Linked DNA regions of Homo sapiens: region 2 is linked to region 1. Evidence: read pairs that join two places in POLR2A ChIA-PET (ENCODE). Cell type or tissue: PC-9. All regions are shown on one strand. Each heading gives the region's core, and the rest is flanking DNA. Links, peaks and the distances in the headings are about the cores only.

Region 1 (2,815 bases), core at 239-2,738:
GTAACCATTTAGTGAAACTGGGTAAAGGGCACACTAAACTTCTCTGTAATATCTTGAAAACTTTTGGTGACTATTTCAAAATAAAAAAAAAATGGTGAAAGTAATTTACCTTGTTCTTCAGAAAAATAAACAATGACTTACAGAAATATGTATAAGACAAAAGTAATTATGTTAGGCAATTGAGGATTAAGATAAAGCTAAGTGTAAAGTCCTCATACCATAACCAAACTTGGCCTACAAAGTCAGGTCTGAGCTTCCTAAGGCCAAAGAAAAACATGAGTCTTTTGGGGTTTCTGTTTGCCCCAAGCTACCTCTTTAATCCAGAGTACAGCACCTTTAGGACTTGAGTGAATAAAAGAGCACTTTCTATTGTTTTGTGTTACAGTAAAACACTGAACAGTGGCCCAGGTCAGTCCTTTCTCTTCTGCATTTGGCTCTGGACATATTCAAGAGCTTGGTGGGCTCATTATGCACCGGCTATGATGATGGTCAGTGGGAAACGCCAGCGCCTGTAGTGGAAAAACTAGCCTGGAAGAATTTCCTAGGTACAAGGCTTATCAGGATCCATCAAAATAGAACTGCGTGGAAGAGGAAGAGAATGCATTGTGGGGAGAAATTAACATTAAATCAAGTAAGACATGTCTTTTAGAGATTAGTGGGCTCACTGGAAGTTGAGACTTTCTGCAGAAATTTCTTCTTACTGGACAGTGTGTGTGTAGATTAGATAATCCAGGACATATTTAATGATGGAGAATTTATAAAGTTTTGTGAAATGTACAAATGTAAACAAGACTTGAGTTTGGCTCCTAGGTATACTCCTAATTATTGGTGTGACCTTGTATAACTAACTTAACCTCAGTACCTAGACCTGAGTGAAAAGAGAGATGCTTTGATTATCACAAAACTGCTTCTTAGCACAAGAGTTTTATGAGGTTCTATTCCTGGTGTGATTGTTGAGCTTGTCGTGGCATTTGGACCAACCATGTTCTTCTTGTTTTCACTGAATTAGGAATTTTGAAGTTGCTTTTTCTGACACTAAGTTTGGTTGAGATGTATGTCTACATGCATGTATTGAACTCCTCACACTGCTGTTATGTAGTCTATGATGTGCTTATGTGCATTAACAGAAAGACAAAATACAGGGGGAATCAAGCAGCTATGGATATAAGAGCTCCCCTCCTGCCTCTACAGTAGTGACTGGAGGACGAGCCCTATGAACAAAGGGGAGGTTAAAGGCAGAGAGTTCAAATAGCTCACCAAGGAAGTAGCAGAGTGACATTACAAGCAGACTCATTCAAAAAGAATTCCATAGTTTTTCCAAGTGGCCTGGCTTACTTCCTGGGTCATTGGTCCAAAAGTTGAAATGGGACTCTGCTACTTCCCCTTAGAATATATTTGTGTAGCATGAACTAAGGGTTTTAATTACAAAAATAGTCGTCTGATTTAAGAAGAAAAGTAATTATTGGAAAAATATTAGGTAACTCAGGAATCACTCAAAAGATGGAAAGACTGTATGCAGGCTATCCAGCCAAACCGTCAGAAGGGCTCGGTGGAGATGCCATTGTTACCACTGAATGCCAGATTCAGGGCGGGTTTGCCATCCAGGCTATTCCTCGGCCATGTGGCTTATACACTAATTGCAAAGGAGGCTGGAGAAGTGGGTTCTGGGCATTATCAGCACAGCTTCATAAGACTCATAAGGTGGGAATACTAAGATTCATAAGGTGGGAATTTCCTAATTACACAAGTGGGCTCAAGCTTTGGGAAGCCAAAAATTAAAAACAAAACACAAATATCTATGAAAGCCCTTCCCTTTGGTAGCTGATACCATAAACCCTGCTCTAATGCCATAGTAAGTTCCAAAACGAATCAAAGCTTATAGAAGGAGGGGTTGTATTATTGTGAAATAACTGAGTGAGACAGCACAGCTAGCTGGACGAGAGTTCTGAGAGTCCTACTGCAGGATTTAATTGTGTCCTGGTCCCGGGTGCCATCTGGTACCATTTGGGGCAGCTGTCAACCCCTAGCTTAAATATCAAGAAAATGATTCTGGATTCTGCAGTCGGAATGGATTCCAGAACAGTTACAGTGCTTCTAAAACTCTCCCACTTGATTGGTTCCCATTTCATTGCCCTGATCCGGGGAGAATACCAAGGATGTAGGAGCATAATCTCCATCTCTCATCCTTCCCAAACAAGGGCTGCCTGGTGTCTGCTATTTCCTACTTGGCTTCATCCTTCCTCCATATTTCTCAGTCCTGCTGCAGAGGATAAGAAATTTAGCCTGCCTGCATTTAAACAGGGGTTGGGCAGAGGACAGCGGCAATCACTAGTTGTGTTATATTCAAGTTTGCAGTATGAGATGGTGCGTTATTTAGAAATTTTACCTTATCAACAATATTTCTTCTTTCTACATTTATACTTCAAAACCAAAATATGACAAAACAAAAATCCCTCCCTCCTACCCATCATATCATAAAAACCAAATTCATCCATTCCCCTGAAGGGAGGCAATCCAACATCTCATAAGAACTGTGACCAGCTCTGGCCGGGTGTCGTGGCTCACGCCTGTAATCCCAGCACTTTGGGAGGCCAAGGTGGGAGGATCACCTGAGGTCAGGAGTTCAAGAACAGCCTGGCCAACATGGTGAAACCCCGTCTCTACTAAAAATACAAAAATTAGCTGGGCATGGTGGCACATGCCTGTAATCCCAGCTACTTGGGAGACTGAGGCAGGAAAAAAGCTTGAACCTGGGAGGCGGAGGTTGCAGTCAGCCTAGATTGCGCCATTGCACTCCAGCCTGGGCAACAATAGC
Region 2 (2,815 bases), core at 3-2,502, 740 kb after region 1:
AGGGATCCTCTTACTGACCTAGGGAGACAGCAGCTAGCATCAGTGTCCAACATCCACATAGAGAGTGTGGACATGTGAAGGGAAATCGCCCCTTCAGTTAGATACCCCAAACAAGCTCTGTGAGGAAGAGGATAGGTCTACCTGGGAGCCAAGGGGCCTGGATTCAAGCTTCATGCAACTCCTCTCTCCTATTAGCTTCTATCAGCATTTCCCTGCCTTCTATAAAACTGGATTCAATGATTTCTATGATCTTTTGCATAGAGATTTTATGAACTATCAATTTCTTTGTTGTTTTCAAGAGGTTTTTTTTGTTTTTTGTTTTTTTTTTTAAAGCAGCTTTAGGGCTGGGTGCGGTGGCTCATGCCTGTAATCCCAGCACTGAGGGAGGCTGAGGCAGGTGGATCACCTGAGGTCATGAGTTCGAGACCAGCCTGGCCAACATGGTGAAACCCCGTCTCTACTAAAAATACAAAAATTAGCTGGGCTTGGTGGCTGGCACCTGTAATCCCAGCTACTTGGGAGGCTGAGACAAGAGAATCACTTGAACCCGGGAGGCAGAGGTTGCAGTGAGCCAAGATCATGCCGTTGCACTGCAGCCTGGGCAACAAGAGTGAAACTGTCTCAAAAAAAAAAAAAAAAAGAAAGAAAGAAAGAAAAAAGAAAAAAGCAGCTTTATTGAAGTATGACTTACATATCATAACATTCATTCATTTTCAGTGTATAATTCAGTGATTTTCAGTAAATTTACAGAATTGTGCAGTCATCATCAGAATCCGGTTTTAGAACGTTCTCATCACCCCACAGAGATCCTTGTGTCTGTTTGCAGTCAATCGCAATTCCCACTCCCAGCCTCAGGCAACCATTAATCTGCTTTCTGTCTCTATAGATTTGCCTTTTCTGGACGTTTCATATAAATAGAATCATACAACATGTGGTCTTTTGTGTCTGACTTCTACTTTGCATAATGTTTCTGAGGTTCATCCATGTTGCGGTATTTTTTTAAACAATGGAAGTAATTATAAGTTTTTAAACAAGGACTTAATCTTACTTTTCTAAATAATCTCCTAACAAATTCCAACATTTGTTTTAGACACAATGGATTTGAATGAGGTTTGTTCCAACTTTCAAAGCTTGCATTTTCAGTGTAAATCTCGGAAAAGTCTGGATTCTTAGTTATATATAGCACACGCCTGGTTGACTTGTTGGTTGGCTGGCTGAGTCTTCCTGGGCCAATTGACTGGTCACTTCCACTTATTTTTCCTTTCAAAATGGTTTGTCCATCACTTTACCTCTAAAGACATCTGCTGTCCTGCCTTCAACACATTGGCTGTGGCTTGCTCCAGCAGCCACGGAGTATTTTGTTAGTTTATTTGTTGCACTGCAGCATTTTGCCTGGGGACATGCCTAGGAGAGGCCATTTTCAAGCAAAGGGTGAGCCAAGATACAAACATTTTACAGTGACTCACAGGCCAGCCTGACACAATTGCCTGGGAGGGTCAGGCTGCGTCCATCCACGGACCTTTTCAGTCAATACACATTGGCAATCCGCTGGGTCCCAGGTAGTGTACTAGGCCTTGGGGACATAGAGTTGAACAAAATCTGATGAAAATCTCTGGCTACTTTGACATTATCACCTTAGGCAAATTATTATGTAACTTCTCTGGGCCTTGGTTTCCTCATCTGTAAATTGGTGCCTGCCCCATAGGACTTCTATAAAGAAATAATGCCTGCCAAATACTTAGAACAGTGCCTGGCACTTAATACATGCTCAGTAGGAGGCAGCTATAGAACTATTATAAATGACATTATGGTGGCACACCCCTGCCCTCAGATAATTAGATTTCTTTAAAGCAACGCAGACATAAAGTTAAATTTAAAACAATGTGATGGGTGCTCAGTGCACATTTGTTCGGGTTGCTGTGGGCATGCAGAGGAGCTACTGCTCCGTCATCACGTAGAGTAGGGTGTGAATGATTGGCCAGTCATGTGTACTCTTCCGGACATAGAGATGTCAAATGTATTTTTGAATGACTCTGATTATATGCCATCCCCATGAAGAGATGAGCGTTCCGTTCCTCTTGGGCTGTCCCCAGCACAGCTCCTCTGTGTCCCATGTAATGAGTGGCATGGCTGGTCTTGGAGTCTGCTCTGCCCCTTGTTATGCCACGGCCCCTTTCCGTCTTTTCCTCCCTTGTCCAGTCCATCCATCTGAATCCTTCCTCCCAAGGTGCTGTTCTCATAGTTCTTTCCAACTCCTCCAGCTCCCCCGAGCCCTTCCTTCACAATTCTTTTTTTTTGAGACAAAGTCTCGCTCTTGTCCCCAGGCTGAAGTGCAACGGCACCATCTTGGCTCACTGCAATCTCAGCCTCCCAGGTTCAAACCATTCTCCTGCCTCAGCCTCCCGAATAGCTGGGATTACAGGTGCCCATCACCACGCCTGGCTAATTTCTGTATTTTTAGTAGAGACAGGGTTTCACCATGTTGGCCAGGCTGGTCTTGAATTCCTGACCTCAAGTGATCCACCTGCCTCGGCCTCCTAAAGTGCTGGGATTACAGGCATGAGTCACCGTGCCTGGCCGTCCTTCGCAATTCTTAAGGGCTTTAAGGCATAAAGAAGTAACTTGGTGGGTGCCTGTAATCCCAGCTACTTGGGAGGCTGAGGCAGGAGAATCGCTTGAACCTGGGAAGCAGAGGTTGCAGTGAGCCGAGGCAAGATCACGCCATTGCACTCCAGCCTGGGTGACAAGAGCGAAACTCTGTCTCAAAATACTAATAAAAATAATAATAATAATCATAAATCTCTACGGGGTGACT

The links. Peaks named below come from ENCODE experiments on the same cell type or tissue, not always from the same donor. Only the 100,000 strongest peaks of a DNase experiment are listed, where the experiment ranks them.
Region 2: POLR2A ChIA-PET joins it to region 1 with 6 read pairs; 2 of 35 experiments call an interaction of 5 or more read pairs at or near these places.

The regions. Positions count from the first base shown.
Region 1 is chr15:70,642,404-70,645,218 of GRCh38, reverse strand. It overlaps LOC107984791 (a long non-coding RNA gene), which reads left to right. Exons shown (of 3, transcript XR_001751595.2): 3 at 386-2,815. Among named protein-coding and RNA genes, the nearest start is that of SALRNA2, 8.6 kb to the right of the region's middle. In PC-9, for the core only: no CTCF peak of the experiment used is centred there; DNase peaks (open chromatin) are centred at 1,298 and 1,628; H3K27ac peaks cover 1,525 bases.
Region 2 is chr15:69,905,033-69,907,847 of GRCh38, reverse strand. No RefSeq gene overlaps it. Among named protein-coding and RNA genes, the nearest start is that of LINC00593, 71 kb to the right of the region's middle. In PC-9, for the core only: no CTCF peak of the experiment used is centred there; a DNase peak (open chromatin) is centred at 1,417.